2 separate regions of the Mus musculus genome follow, and region 1 is linked to region 2. A link is a loop called in an ENCODE intact Hi-C map of the cell type or tissue named here. Cell type or tissue: heart. All regions are shown on one strand.

Region 1 (8,000 bases), 180 kb after region 2:
GCAGGCCCTGCAGTGCCTCCAACAGTCTTGGCTCTAGTTCTGCCTCCAGAGTCCCGTGGCCCAGCTGTCCATGCCTGATCAAAGGCGTCCCTAATCAGCTACAGGTCCATCCAAGAGAGCCTCTCCTTGAGCTCCGCCACGTCACAACCAGCCGGTCCTCACCTGCCCGCACCCCAGGAGAACACCTGGCCAGCTGCGCACAACAGCAGCACATGCTCAGCTCCCAGCTCCAGCTGGCGGACCCGCAGCTCTGGGGCCAGAGGCTGGCAGAAGGGTGGTTCTGGGGTCACATAGGCACGGGCGCAGGGTAGCAACGGCAGGGTCCCCATCCTAGACTCCCTGCTGGGTTCATCTTCCCCTTGGCCCTTTGCCCCAGAAACCAAGTTCTGGACCCAGAGGGGCTCCCCCTGTAACGCAGAACCTGGTACCCAGGCCTGCACTTCCGTGCTGGAGCCGCCCTTGTTGCGTAGCAGCACCAGGAGTTCCTCCGAAGCCCACACGTCCCTGCAGCCGTCTGCTGCACCGCTCACAGAACCTGACAATTCCACCCGGCCTCCACCTGTGTGGGCAGAGTTGGGAGGGACGCATGCCATGGACCTGGGAAGCTCGAGGCTGCCCGAGTAAGGGTGTACGGGTGTTGGGTATTTCTGGACTGGCATGTTAGGAGGGTTGGGCAGGTATACATGATACAGGTCTGGAGTTGGGATTGTGAGGGCACTCACGGGTCACCAGGGCAGTGTAGCTCCAGCCTGCGCTCACTTGGCAAATATCATCACTGGCATGCAGTGGTTCAGGACTGTACACTGAATGGTGGCTGTTCCCAGAACCCAGCGCTTGCCCGAAGCCACAGAAACCAAAGCCGAACCAGGCTCCGTGCCGTTTCTCGGCCATGTCCAGGTTGAGCCCTCTGTGGGTGGACACTTGGCTGTGGTGTGGATTAAGGGATGCAAGATTAAGGTTGCAAACCAAGGAGACTCTTGCAAACAGGACACCTTAGGAACGCTGGCAAATCCTGCCTTCCAGGGGGCTGAAGTTGCACTACCTGTAAAATAGAGACAGTATGCCATCCTAATCACCGGGCAAACGGAGTCCATCCCACTACTGTCCACGGAGCAGAGCTTTGGCCAAAGGTCCTACCAGATTTTTGACTGCTGAACTGTCTGCAGCTGACCACTTCTACTTTTGGCTCAAATCCAGCGTACAGCTGTAAGAAATATTAAGTATGTGTCTTTTAAGTCAAACTTGTATTCAAGGCAAGAAAAAAAATTTTTTTTAAGATTTATTATTTGGGGTTGGGGGGTGGGGTGGGGCTGGAGAGACATCTCAGCGGTTAAGAGCACTGACTGTTCTTCCAGAGGTCCTGAGTTCAATTCCCAGCAACCACATGGTGGCTCACAATCAATATGCAATGGGATCCAATGCCCTCTTCTGGTGTCTGAAGACAGTTACAGTGTACTCAAACACATAAAACAAATAAATAGCTTTTTTTTTAAAATGGTTTTAAAAAAAGAAGTGGTTAAAAAAAAAAGGATTTATTATTTTGGACTGGAGAGACGACTCAGTGGTTAAGAACATTGGCTGCTCTTCCAGAGGACCCAGGTTCAATTCCCAGCACCCACAAAGCAGCTCACAGCTGTCTCTAAGTCCCGTTCCAGGGCATCCTACACCCATACACAGACACACATGCAGGCAAAAAAGCATGCACAGAAAATAAAATAATAAAATAAAAGATTTATTTTACAATATGTGTAGAGATGTTTTTCCTGCATGTCTGTCTGTGCACCATGTTTGTGTCTGGTGTTACTAAAGGGCAGAAGAGGGCATCAGACCCTCTGGTACTGGAGTGTGAGCCATCATGTGGGTGCTAGACCTGAACCCAGGTCTTCCGCAAGAACAGCAGTGCCCTTCACCACTAAGCTTCCCCACACCCTTTTAATGTGAGGCAGGGTCTCTCTACACAAGCCCTTGCTGTCCTGGAACTCACTATGTAGAACAGGCTGGCTTCAAACTCACAAAGATCGCCCCATCGCTGCCTTCTGATTGTGGAGATCAAAGGCATGTGCCAGTACTTCTCTAGCTGGCCTGGTGTCTAGATCTTTATCTCCCTGTCCCTTGTAAGACTATTTTGAAAATGTTGCACACACACACACCAGTAAACCCTGTGTTTTCTCAAAGTCCAATGACCAGTGACCCTTTTCTCTTTCCTCCTTAATTTCCATGGACTAAGTCTTACACGACTACCCAATTTGGGGCATGGTATTCCTTATTTTATTATTTTATTTTCTGTGCATGCTTTTTTGCCTGCATGTGTGTCTGTGTATGGGTTTAGGATGCCCTGGAACGGGACTTAGAGACAGCTGTGAGCTACTTTGTGGGTGCAGGTCTTTGTTGTACACTTATCCTGCTCCCATTGGTTGGGGTGTTCAGCTGTAGCAGAGGATGTGCACTGTTCAATATTCATATCTTTTTTTTTCTTTTTGTTTTTTTTTGTTGTTTTTTTTTCTTTTTGTTTTTTTTTTTTCTTTCTTCTCTTTCTTGTTCAATATTCATATCTTAACTTGTCTACCAGGATTAGTTACCCACACACATGTTTCTTTCTGCAAAATAGGATGTCAGTTCTCAGGGAGGTCTTGAGAATTTAAACTCTACTTGGCCCCTACTCAAAATGGAAGTCTTTTTTTGTTTGTTTGTTTCAAGACAGGGTTTCTCTATATAGCCCTAGCTGTCCTGGAACTCACTTTGTAGACCAGGCTGGCCTCAAACTCTAAAATCCTCTGCCGCCCAACTGCTGGGATTAAAGGCGTGCACCACCACTGCCCAGCCAAAATGAAAGTCTTATTCCAAATAGTTCCTTATATTGGCTCAGGTGACTCTCTTACCTTGGGGCCCATCCCAGGGGCAGCTTACACTATAAAAGCTTATACACAGGTGCAGAAAGTGCTGCAGGGTGGTTGTTTCGGGTCCAAGGGTAACTATACAAAGTCGTTCTACTGACTTCTATCGTGATTGGTTTCAAGGGCACAGAACATAACTATATAATCAATCTTAGCATTAGAAAGTTCCTTAGGAACAGCACAAACATGAGAAAGTTTCTTTATAATGGCAGGCTGTCCAGGTAACGGTTACCTAGGCCTTAACCTTCCATCTAGGCCTTAACAGTGGTCTCTTTCTTTGCAACCCAGAACTTATTTCTATTACCACAAGGGAACTGTGAGGCATGTACGTGGGAGATCAGATACAACACTAGGATCTGAGGCCCACAGCTCCAGTCTCTTAGCCTTGAGAACTTTAACCCCGAGTCTCCATTCAAATTGACTCCATTTTTCTCTAGACTCCCAATCACACAGCAAGTGTGGAGCTGAGCCGTGTCCTATGGATTTATAAGCCTCGTCCCAACAAGAAGAATAAACACCTGGGACCTAGGTGGGCGTGCCTGTGCACCTGGATCCTATTGCACAACTTCAGTTTTACAAGGCGAGTGGGGACAGCACTGCTTGTATCTACCTAGCAGAACTGTTTGCAATAAATACAAATCAAAATTTAAGTGTAAACAGTCCTAGCTTAGTTTACACAGTAGAATTTAACGACGAAAATGACCATTGGCTCTTACCGGGTTTCAGAGGCATTTGGACAATTTCCACTGGACCTTACTCGGTCGTTTATTCAAGAAGTCTTTGCTGCGCCTTTCCTTTGACTTAATGTGATGACTATGGGTCCCAGGGAGCTCAGGCTGAAATTGGGAGACAGTCGCGCGGTTCAAAATGCAACGCCACTTCACTCGAATGGATCAGAATTTTACAGACACTCTCGAGCCTCTTAAGTCAGATCTGAGACTACAGCTCCTGGATCCCCAACCAAAGGAATCTTTCATCTTCCCATTAGCCTGTACCCTCAACTCATCAGGAAAGCCCTTTAAGCAGGAAACCTTGAAAGTGAGCAGCGCATAGTAATGTATGGCTCGGGGAACAGATGGCCGGCGGAGTAAAGCACTTTTTAAGGGCCTCCGCGCCAAGCAACGCGGTCATTCGGTGCGCCAGCTTTTCGGAGCCAATCGCAGGCACGAGCGGTGACGTCACCACTGGGGCGCGCCTGACCGGCACACATGCGCCGGGTTACCTGCCACCAGGCAGTAGGCTGAAGTCTCCTGTGCGCGCCAACAGCAGTGGACGCGGTTGGAACCACTGAATGAATGGATACTCTTGACGATCCGAGGGAAACGGCGGGCGAAGACCAAGCCCTGACACCCTCCATTCCCTTTGAACAAGGAAGGAGGTCGTTCACTACTGAACAAGCGCAGGACTGAGGGCCAAACAGGAAGCTGTAGTACTAGTGCCTTCACTGATTGGCCCAGGCTCTGTCACTTACTTGTACTGAGCCAATGAGTGCCAAGCCTGGACTCCAGCCTCTAAGAAACCGGTGTTCCTAGCCATATAGGGAATCTATTTGAGTCCTGTTTCTCCTTCAACCTGGCAGAGTTACAGAAAAATGTATTTTCCCCGAGGGAAGCGCACACTGACCCCAAATTCCAAACACAGACTGGGTAGAGATCACAGAAAACTCACAATATCATGACAAATGTATCCAAGGACCAGCATAAAAAAACGACACTGAAAAAAAAAAAAAAAAAAAAAGCTGGGCAGTGGTGGCGCACGCCTTTAATCCCAGCATTCGGGAGGCACAGGCAGGCGGATTTCTGAGTTCGAGGCCAGCCTGGTCTACAAAGTGAGCTCCAGGACAGCCAGGGCTATACAGAGAAACCCTGTCTCGAAAAAAAACCAAAAAAAAAAAAAAAAAGAAAGAAAGAAAAAGAAAAAACCAACCAAACAAACAAACAAAAAAAAAAAAAAAAAAAAAGACACTGAAATTTGATCAGCTTCCTAAGCTTTAGGCTAACTCACCAGGATTTAGAAAGAAACCAGCGTGGGTGTTGGCACTTGTAATTCCTACAACTCTTAACGGTTGAGAAAGGATTATCAGTTTGAAGCCAGCCTGTCCTACCCATATTAAGGCCTTGTCTACAAAGGTTCTCCATGGGCCCACTGGCTTCCTTCTGTTACAGCAACAGCGCTCTACAGCACACTTTGCTGATGTCCAGCTGTTGCTCCTGAGTGTCCCACCCTCAGCAGCCCCGCCTACAACAACAAACAGATGCTTTAGTTCCACAGAATTTATTAGCGGGGTGAGCCTGCTGGCAGGCTCTGATGATGCTCCCAGCATGTGAGGATGCTGTTGTGTCCTTCCTTCTTGATGCCCATAATCCTCAGGCTTGAATGGGATGTACGTCCCCCAGCCTCAGCTCTCTACAGTACAGACAGGGCCCTCCTGAGTGCTGGCAGGGCAGGGCTGTATGCTGTGTGTCCTGAGAACACCAAAGTGCAACTGTGGCAGCTGTGGAGGCGAGGCAAGTATCGAGCATCCCAGTGCTGACTCAGAGCTGTGAAGGGTGACAGATGCGTGAGCTGTGGGCCCCGGGCCGATCGTCACTCTCCGTCCTGGTTGGGTTGGATGAGTCTATATTCCACTGCTTTCTCCAGGCAGGCTGCGGCAGCCCTGGTGACTGGGCTCTCCTCGCCCTTGGCCAACACTGACAGGATCTCCAGGACCTCACTCTCCATCAGGGTGCCGGCGATCTCCTTCGAAGACTGCATCATGTTCAGCACCACCACGGTGCCCCGGTGCTGCAGCTCCTGGTTGGGGCTGAGGAGCAGGGCCTGCAAGATCTCCAGCCAGTGTGTGGTCTGTAGGAAACGGGCGGATGTGAAGACTGGCAGAAACCACATCTACGCTCTAGGAACTCCCCGACACAACAGCCATACCACCATGTAGGGAACTGCTAGCTCCTTCAGCCTCCCCCGCCCAGACCAGGTACTCACCACTTGAGGGATACGACTGCAGAGTGCGGGCCGCATGGAGGTGAGCATGGCCAGGCCCCCAGCAGCCGCCCTCCGCAGCAGCTCATCATCCTCGCCGCTGTACAGCACCAGCAGCTTCAGCCGGTCATTGCCCTGGGCCTCGAAGAGATCTTGCACCTGGGACAGATGGAGGCAAGGACCATGCTACCGGGGTTCAAAGCCTAGCCGAAGGGCAGGGCTGCTGGTACCTGTCATGGCAACCACCGGACCAACCCCGGCACCTGTCAGTCATGGCGACCGGCCAGACCAACGCTCACCTCTTTGCTCATGGCTAAGTTACACATGCACTCGGTAGCTGCGCGGCGGATCATCTCATGCTCCTCAAACATGTAGCCCTCAATCATGGGCACAGCCTTCTCCTTCAGGATCTTCTGCCTGCGGGGTGAAGGTGGAAGGACACGTATGACCAGAGTCTCCATATCCATAGGTGCCGCCCTATCCCGGGTGGCTGAGCCCTGAGCTCAGGTGCTCCCCTAGCAATGCCCAAAGACTCTGCTGTGCTGGTTAGGAACTGCAGTGCTTTCTAGCCTTCTGGCCTGGCAGGAAACAGCATGGGGTTGGGTTGTTTGTTTGTTTGTTTTTTAAGAGATTTATTTATTCATTATATGTAAGTACACTGTAGCTGTCTTCAGACACCCAGAAGAGGGCATCAGATCTGGTTACAGATGGTTGTGAGCCACCATGTGGTTGCTGGGATTTGAACTCAGGACCTTCGGAAGAGCAGTCGGTGCTCTCAACCGCTGAGCCATCTCTCCAGCCCCAGCATGGGGTTGTTAAGCATCCCGGAAGTTAGCAAAGCAGGGTGGTTATGAAGACGGCTCTGTAAACATCAACCGTTTGCGCACTGAACCTGTCCGAGCCGCTTGAACTATTTCACCTGGTACTCATCATAACCCCATGCTTGAATTACCTTCCTTAATGTAGAGTGCAGAGGTGGCTACCGTCACTATTTAGCCAAAGCAGAAACTGGGCCGCGTGGTGAGTGATGTATTCAAGGTCACAATTAGTACTAACAGCTAATAAATGTTCACTGTGACTACTGCCAGGGCCAGATACTATGAACTAATGGCTTTCAGGAGAGGTCAGGGAGGTGGCTTTTGAAACAGATTATAACCTAGCCTGGCCTAGAACTCACAGCCAAGAACTCTTCCTCCCTTGGCATGAGCCACAACACCCACTTGTGCCTGATAAAGAGTTTTACAAGCATTTTCTCAGCCAGCTCTCCACGCTCCTACTTCACGGGTTAAATAACTAACTCACAGAGAAGAAACTGAGGCAGAAGGACTTAAAAGCTTTCTTAGGATTATACCATGAGCCACTGAGTGTCAGCAGCCTGGGGAGAGAAGGAAATAGAGGGTAAAGTCGGGGCCCCAGAGCTTCACCCTGCCTCCCCTGGCATGACTCTTCATCTGTAGGCTGCAGAGGAGTCATTGTGAGGCACAAAGAGTGACCAGGAACTGGCTTCCAAACTACAGAGTGAGTGAGTGAGGCTCCCCCAAATCCCCATACCAGGCTCCCAGCGGGTCCTTACCTGAGCCTCTCACTGATCCCTGCCAGGTTTGTTAGGGCCATGAGGGCCTCAAAGTTCTGCAGTCCTGAGCAGCTGAGGTGCAGCAGAGAGACAAGGGGCCGGACTACTTCGTAGATCTGTGATAGAACTGCACCTATCAGTGTTCACCCAATCCCAAGACCCCAGCAGGGAGCCCACCCAAGACAGTGGCTCTATGGCTGTCTCTTCCTACCCCAGGACTCAGCAAAACTGCCACTTCCTGATGGTCATGAGAAGGGGCCCAGGCCAGGGCTCCTCAGGGCATAATGAGGAAACGGGGGGGGGGGGGTCCACAGTCAGAGCAAGGAGACACATACCCGCTCGCCAGGAAAGGTCATCTCTGGGTTGGAGGTAATGGTCAGCTTGGCAAGAGCCTGGGCGGCCTTGGTCTGCCCAACATCAGTGCCTTCCAGAGCCAGGGGGAGCAGAGCCTGTCAAACGACCCCAGCCCTGTCAGCACCCAGGCTGGCCCCGGGAGCACAAGGTCCAAGCCATCGATCCTTACTGCACTCTCCCCCAGCCCCCCAACTCTCTCCTTG
Region 2 (8,000 bases):
CTAAGCAATAATGATGCTCTGTAGGTGAATGCCTGGCTCCCTTTCTGGCCTCTCCAAGTGCAACCTCCTTGAAGCCAATCTATGATGCCTTCTGCCTCCACAGGGAGCAGGTGGCATGAAGACCAAAGACAAAGGAGAAACTGGATGCTAGGGGTACATGGTTGATAAGTCCATTCTGTAGAGGAAGGAAAAAACTTTCTAGACAGGAAACATGGAGTGGTCAACAGAACTGGAAGCCAGAGAAGTGAAGATAGGGCCCATGGAGGATGAGCAGCATAGTACACACCATGTTTTTACCGGAAGAAGCGGTATCCAGGAAGCTACAGCCTCCCACCGGCTGCTACCCCTACCCTCATGGTACTACAGAGCCTCCCTAGACAATGCCAAGGATTGAAGTGAAAATTTCTAGTTTCTTTGGAGACTCAGTTGTGTCAGTGATGTTTTTATGGAAACTGTCTTGTAAGAGGATGTTTTGCTGAAGCAGACATGTGAGAGGATGTTTTTGCAAGCAGACACATGGGAGGATGTTTTGCTGAGAACAGATGCATCTTATTTTTCTGGAAGCTGCCTGGGAAAAGGACATGTGATGTGTTGCTAGAGTGGATGCTTGAGAGGACACACGATGTTTGGAAAGAATATCAGTATAACCCAACAGACAGTGGATGATGCTGTGGTATTGGTTCGCCTTGCCACTCTTTGCTGGCCTTTGTTGGGCTGTCCCAATGCTGGTCTTCACGGGTGACACTGTGGCATTGGTAGCACTGGTTTGACTTGACTTCTTCACTGACTTCGTAGAAAGAAATGCACCAAAGAACTTCTTGTGATATTCTGGTGGCTTTTTGCCATTTCTGCCAACTCTGGCTAATTGGCAGAGCCTTGAGGTTTCTTCTGGATCAAACTCCATTGCTAACTGGCAAGTGGTGGTTGTAAGTAGATCAAGCTACCGATACTGATTCGTGTGAACTATGCTACTGATATTCTGACAAAGAAGATTGGAATTGCTTGAAAAAACTGTTTCTAAACAGGTCCACATCTTCCTTTACCCTATTAACCTTTCCTTTCTACTACCTCTGGTGGGTGGTGGGCTAGAAGGGAGATTAAAGCATTTAAGAACCCTTATTAAAGTAGGTTTTGAAAAATCTAAGCCTACAAAGGCTCATTCTTTCTTGGTTTTTTTCTTGTTAGCTGGCTGGTTGATTGGTTGTTGGGGTTGGATTGGGTTAGGTTTCCTGAGACAGGAGCTCACTTTGTAGCCCAGGCTGGCCTTGAACTAGCTCCAATCCTCTTGCCCCATCACTCAGAGTGCTGGGATTACAGAAAGAAGACACCACCCTTTTAGAAATAGGTTTGGGATGCCAGCAAAAGGACTACACAGTCCAAAACAAAAAATTTTATTTCTGCAGAAGAATGTGTGGCTCAAAATCAACCAAGCAAGTACACCTAGCAGGAATCCTGCTGGGTTTTTATCTCTGACACAAAGGGGACCTTTTCCTCACTCTGAACTTGCGTCATGTTCTTATGGATAACTAAAAAGCTGAGTGGTTGACAGGCAAAGTGTCAAACTTGAGAAAACATGAAACCTGGATCACATACTTTGATCTTTGACAAATGTTAACTGTCAGAAGGCATCTTTGCCAGATGGTGTCTCTGCCAATTTCTGTGTTAGGTTATAGTCCTGTCCCTTTAAGCCAAGAGCTCACAACCTGAAGAATTTGGACAAACTCTTATAGCAGACAGGTCCCTGGTGGAAAGAATAAATGGTCAGGCAGGAGGCACTCAGAGGGATGGAGAAAAACAAACCCAGACTCAAGACAAATGTGGCAATATGGTGCCAAACCCATACACTCAGACGCCCGAGGGGACAGCTTGAAGACTGGAGATGATAAACAGATTCTCTCTGTATCCCTTGCAACCTCTGACTGAGTTATAGTCAATTTCTTATGTCCTCCAGATGGGTACCCTGTAGCTGGACCATATATCACAGTAGCACTCACTGCTGGGGAAAATCTTACCAGATTAGGCCTTTCCGCCTGGTCATCAGGAGAGTGTGTCCCCCAGTAGAAGTGCACACTCTAATGGTGGCGCACACCTTTAATCCCAGCACTCGGGAGGCAGAGGCAGGCGGATTTCTGAGTTCGAGGCCAGCCTGGTCTACAAAGTGAGTTCCAGGACAGCCAGGGCTATACAGAGAAACCCTGTCTTGAAAACCAAAAAAAAAAAAAAAAAAAGAAAAGAAAAGATCTCTATGTGTCCCTAATTACAGCCTCAGCGATGACCAGTCCAATCAGCTCACTCTTGATTGACTGCTGCTGATGCTGAAACCTCTGTTTAACCTTTTAACCTGGAGTGTTCTTTGCCTCATTTAACACTTTGATAGAAATCACAGCACATCTCATTTATGTTCCCCTTGGTTCCCAGCTGGGGCTCGCTGTTTGTACACAAGACAGCATGTAGCTCAGTTTGACTCTAGGGACTAGGAAGGGAAGCTGGGTGTCCCCCTGGTGCCTGCTGGAGGATGGTGGCCAAGGTGCTATCAGGTCAGCGTTAAAGGAAGCAAAACAAAGCAGGAGGCCAGGCCAGAGAGATTGTTAGGGGACTAAGCTGCAGCAAAGGTCTGCCCACTGCTGGAGGACGATGGTGAGGTCAGCCAGGCAGTGGTGGAAGCACAGGGATTCCAGCACCCAGAGACAGAGGCTGATTTCTGTGAGTTCGAGGCCAGCCTGGTCTACAGAGTGAGTTCCCAGACAGGCAGGGCTACACAGAGAAACCCTGTCTTGGAAAACCGGGGGGTAGGGTGGGGGAGCAAATGAACTATAGAAGAGAAAGAGAGCACCCAAAGACTGAGTGACAGCTAACCCATGGACCTCCTAAAAACAGGAACAGCAGGAGGGTGGGCTGGAAATTCCCAGCACAAATCCTCAAGGGTGATGGGGCAGCCAGCAATTGTGTTGTGGCCTCCAGGGGCCTTCACCCTGTAACTATCACAGTGGGGCCACAAGGGGCCCCGACACAGGCAAGGGGAAAGTAAACCAAGCTATGTGGATCTCAGCAACAGTGACAGTTGTGGAAAGCTACCAGTGAGGAACTGTCAAATGATCGGAGTGTTTTGATTTTCAGCTGTATTGAGCTGTAGTGGACAAGAAGTTTGTGTGTGTTTAAAGGGTACAACAACATGCCTCTAATGCCTGCACTTGAGAGACACAAACAGGAGGATTGCCATGACTTCCTGGCCAGTCCCAGTTACATAGTGAGTTCCTGGTGAGAGTGAGATTCTGTCTGTAACAAACAAAAAAATAAAAATGGAGATCAATAAGCCGGACACGGTAGCACACACCTTTAATCCCAGGACTCAGGAGGAGGAAGCAGGCAGATCTCTGTGAATTCAAGGCCAAGTTCCAGCCCAACCTGAGTTCCTTGGTGAGACCCTGACTCAAAACCAAACCAAACCAAACCAAAAAGCAGCACACAGACAAAAACACCAGGGGCCTAGCAGTTAAGAGCACCTCTGCTCTTCCAAAGGAGAAAAGCCTGGTTCCCAGCACCCATGCCAAGCCAAGCCAAGCCAGTGTAACCCCAGCTCCTATGGAGCAAATGTCCTCTTCTGACCTATGAGGCCAACTACACTTAAGTGTATAGACACAACATGCATGTGCATGCACTCGCGCACACACACACACACACTGAAAATAAATCTTGGGGAGAAAAAAAAAAAAAAAAAACGCCAAAACTTTCCAGGACAATAGTTATCAGAAAGTAAGGGAGCCAGATGCAGTAGTTCTCTGAATTTGAGGCCAGTTTTGTCTATGGAGTGAGTCCCAGGGCAGCCAGGAATACTTAGAGAAATCCTGTTTTGAAGAAAGAAGAGGGGGGGGGGAGAGAGAGAGAGAGAGAGAGAGAGAGAGAGAGAGAGAGAGAGAGAGAGCAAGAGCTCGTGAGAGAGCTCATTACATTTTCATTACATTTTTTGCATTTAGGACGGTAGAAAAACCAGTGTTGAGGGCCGAGAGCCAGAAGGTGGCAGTGTCTACCCAGGGAGGGGCGGGCTCCTTCATCTTCCCAGGCCAGAGCTGCCCCACATCAGTTCTTGCAAAAATCCCAGCCTACCAAGTCCTACCCCTCGGTGGCCTCACCTTCCTCTGCCTGGTAGAACAAAACGCTATGACAAAGGCCCAGGTAGTGTGGCTGCCCGCTGGGTTTTAAGATCCAACAAGAGTCTCTCCCATGAGCAGAGGTGATCCGGAGTCCTGCCACTGGATCCGAGCTGACCTCCCAGCACCTGCAGGTTCCCCAGGCCGACCCTGGCTCCCAGCTCATCCTAAACTCAGTTATTTCCTCTCTTTAGGTGAGGCACAGCTTTGGCTGAAAACTTAAGCAACAGAAGCAAACCAACCCCAGTGTGGGGTCATCACGCTTTTCATTCAGCGTTGAAGAATGAAATTATGTCATCTGCAGGGAAACGGATGGAACTAAAGATCACTGTTAACAACAAGGAAAACAAGCAAGCAAACAAACAGACTTCCAAGCAGATATGGTTCTAGCCTGCAATCCTAGCACTTGGGAACCAGAAGGAGGCTCAGAAGTTCAAGGTCAGCTTCGCCTTTAAGTTGAGTTTAAGGCCAACTTGAGATGTGTAAGGAAGCTGACCCTCCCCCGCCCCCAACACACACACAAACACACCTAAACTGACATCTTGTTTTCTCTCCTGTGCAGAATACATATATAATGACAGTAGAAGAGGTGATATATGAGGGGAGGCAGGACCTAAAGCGGGGCGGGGCAAGAGATAATAACGAACATCGAGAAACAAATATGGACGTTTTCTCTCACATGTGAAACCTAGATTTAATTCTGTGTGTGCACAGGACACGGAAGCAGAAAGGCAACAGTTCGTGTGGAGGAAGAGGACAAATTGGAGGAGGGAGAAGAATGAGAGCAAAGAACCAGAATGGATGTGTGTCTGTGTATGTGTGCATGCATGGATGTGTGTGTATGTATGTGTGAAAATGTCATAATTACTTTGTATGATAATTTAAAAAAATTTAATGTTTCAATAGTAAAGTATATGTTATATGTATTTTATTTTATTTATTTGGTTGTTCCTTTTTAAAAGAGGTTTTATTTATTTTGTGTATGAGTATTTCATCCCCATGCATGTGTGTGTACCACATGAGTGCTTGGTGCCCTGGGACATCAGAACAGGGCATCAGATTTGCTGGAACCAGAGTTACAGGTGGTTGTGAGCCACCATGTGGGTGCTGGGACTCAAATTCCCTATTTATTTGGTTTTTCGAGACAGTTTCTTTCTCTGTGTAGCCCTAGCTGTCCTGGAGCTCACTCTGTAGACCAGGCTGGGCTTGAACTCAGATCTACCTGCCTCTGGCTCAGGAGTGCTGAGATTAAAGGCGTGTGGTATGTAACAATGCTCGTTTGCTTGTTTGTTTGTTTGTTGGGTCTGGGTTGTTTGTTTGTTTGTTTGTTTGTTTTTGAGATAGGGTCTCACTTTGTAGCAGCTCTGGATGACCTGGTATCCTGGTATTCACCATGTAGTTCAGGCTGGCCTTGAACTTATAATAGGCTGTCCACCTGTCTAATCCACTTGTCTTTTACTCTGGAGTTCAGGAATTAAAGGTAATTGCCACGATACCTGCCTGCTATGTATATTTGCACAGTTAAAACAACAACAAAAATAGTCATCCAAAACTCATAGCTAATTGGAGCTAGAGAGATGGCTCAATGGTTAAAAGCAACACACATACACACACATACATGGCAGGTGGCGGGCTGGAGAGATGCTTCCGTGGTTAAGAGCACTGATTGTTTTTCCAGAGGTCCTGAGTTCAATTCCCAGAAACCACATGGTGGCTCACAACCATCTGTAATGAGATCTGATACCCTCTTCTGGTGTGTCTGAAGACAGCTACAGTATATATAATAAATTTAAAAGGCTAGGAATGGTAATATATGCCTTTAATCTCAGCACATGGGAAAGTGAGGCAGATGGACTTCTATGAGTTCAAGACCAGGCAGGGCTACATAGTTAAGTTTGAGGATAGTCAAGATTACAAATTGAGAGCCAGTCTGGAAGGGGTGGTTGGGGGCAGGAGAACAACTTAAGTTGTGGCAAGAGGACTGCAAGCTTAAAGTTTGAAACTTTGAGACTAGTCTTGGCTACATAGCAAGATCCTACTCAACCCACTAACAAAAGTCACAGAGGGGGATGGGGGGGGGGGGGCCAGGCCAGTGAGGTGAGTTAGTGATATGGTACTTCCTGCCAAAGCCAGTAATCTGAGTTCCATCCTCAGAACCCACTCTGTAGGACAGAACTGACTCCCTAAAGTTGTCCTCTGACCTCCACACTCCACAAGAAGACTATGGACACACACATACATACATGTAAAATAGATAAATATATGTAAAAACCAATCGTGGCACCCTCTGGGCTGGGTTCTCTTGTTTTGCATCTCCCCCGTTCTGACTTTCCTGTTGTTGAGATCTCTCACCACTGTCTTGCAAGCTGTCCTTCACGCAGCTACTCAGTTCCTCCTGTGTGTAACCAGCTCTCTTCAACCGCGTCCTTGGCACTTCCCCTTCTCGGCCCAACTGGCTGATCGAGATATTTTCCCAAACAAAACCTGTTCTCACCCCGCTAAGCACATTGCAGACTTGCCATCTGGTGTCTATGTGGGTCTCCTGAGAAACAGATGAGTGGGCAGCCACAGCTGAGATGCAGATCGTCTCTCTACCAGCTGCCAGGCTGAGAGGAGACCCACGGCCTCAGGGGTGGGGGCCGGGGCGGGGGGCCGGCTGGGGAAAAAGTGCATAAGGCAGCCCCTGGAACGCAGTCCCATCTCTCTATAGTGGGCCAGACCTCAGAAGGGCGGGGCTGAAGGAGGAAACAGAGAGACTTAGGTAAAGTGACCAGTAAGTTCAGATAAGAAAGGATTCAGTCTGATCAGAAAGATGCTTGAGGCGCAGAGTCCTGGAGCCAGACAGAGCCGAGTGGGGTGTGGTGAGAAATGGGAGAAGAGACAGCAGGAAAATCCCACCTTTTTTAGAAATGCTAAGCTTTTGAGGCAGGGTGCATCTGGAGCGGTTTCGGGGAGGAAGTTAAAAAGAAGAACCAGAGGACAAGAACACACGCCAAGCCTGGAAGGGAAACAGATGCCTTGCAGGGATCCCTCTCCAAAGCAGAGGCAAGAAAAGGGAGGGCAGGAGTGTTTCCAGTGAAACCCGCCACCTGAGGAGCGCTCACCAGGCCAGGCAGGAATGCTGGCAAGAGCTGACAGGTATACCTGCTTGAGACAGGCCAGACATTGTCCCGATGCTGCGGCCCACAAAACACAACGCGCAAGACTCACTGTGATGTTAAATTGTCTACTAGGACATTTGAAAGGGTGAAAGAGGGGTATGGGGTGGCATGGGTCTGCCTTCCCAGCATTCCAGAGGGTGAGGCAAGAGGAAGATCAGAGATCCGCCTGCTTCTGCCTCCCAAGTGCTGGGATTAAAGGTGCTCATCACTTCACTGGCCCAGTTTTTTTTTTTTTTTTTTTTTTTTTTTTTGGTTTTTCGAGACAGGGTTTCTCTGTCTAGCCCTGGCTGTCCTGGAACTCACTCTGTAGACCAGGCTGGCCTCAAACTCAGAGATCCGCCTGCCTCTGTCCCAGATTATTGTTTTAATTATTGAGACAAGGCCTCACTGTATAGCCTTAGCTTGTCTGGAGCTTTCTATGGACACCAGGTTGGCCTCAGACGTACAGAGGTTCACCCTTGCTTCTGCCTCCTGAGTGCGGGGATTAAAGGCGTGCATCGTGCACACACACAGCTATTGTTTTATTTTGAGACAGGAATTTCGTGTACTCCAGGCTATCCTCAAACTCCCTGAGTTGGGAAGGATGGTATTGAACTTTTGATCCTTCTGCCTCCACCTCCCAACTGCTGGGACTCCAATCGAGGGTGACCACACCCAGTTTTCAGAATACTGGAGATGGAATCCAGCACAC

The links. Hi-C counts contacts between places; a loop is a spot of excess contacts. Peaks named below come from ENCODE experiments on the same cell type or tissue, not always from the same donor. Only the 100,000 strongest peaks of a DNase experiment are listed, where the experiment ranks them.
Region 1: it touches region 2 in a loop (4-fold over the local background); 5 of 42 quality-filtered maps call a loop at or near these places.

What each region holds. Positions count from the first base shown.
Region 1 is chr7:80,320,140-80,328,139 of GRCm38, forward strand. It overlaps Rccd1 (RCC1 domain containing 1), which reads right to left and starts at 4,315. Exons shown (of 9, transcript NM_173445.4): 1 at 3,611-4,315; 2 at 1,138-1,204; 3 at 723-1,042; 4 at 163-559; 5 at 1-74. The coding sequence starts at 891. It overlaps Unc45a (unc-45 myosin chaperone A), which reads right to left. Exons shown (of 20, transcript NM_133952.2): 16 at 7,779-7,892; 17 at 7,444-7,559; 18 at 6,170-6,287; 19 at 5,874-6,029; 20 at 5,153-5,738. The coding sequence ends at 5,481. In heart, no CTCF peak of the experiment used is centred here; DNase peaks (open chromatin) are centred at 4,072, 4,342, 5,332, 6,142 and 1 weaker place; H3K4me3 peaks cover 1,801 bases; H3K27ac peaks cover 2,371 bases.
Region 2 is chr7:80,136,954-80,144,953 of GRCm38, forward strand. No RefSeq gene overlaps it. Among named protein-coding and RNA genes, the nearest start is that of Gm45202, 14 kb to the right of the region's middle. In heart, CTCF peaks have their summits at 2,604 and 4,016 (motif pointing right); DNase peaks (open chromatin) are centred at 4,138, 6,588 and 7,058; H3K27ac peaks cover 780 bases; H3K27me3 peaks cover 215 bases.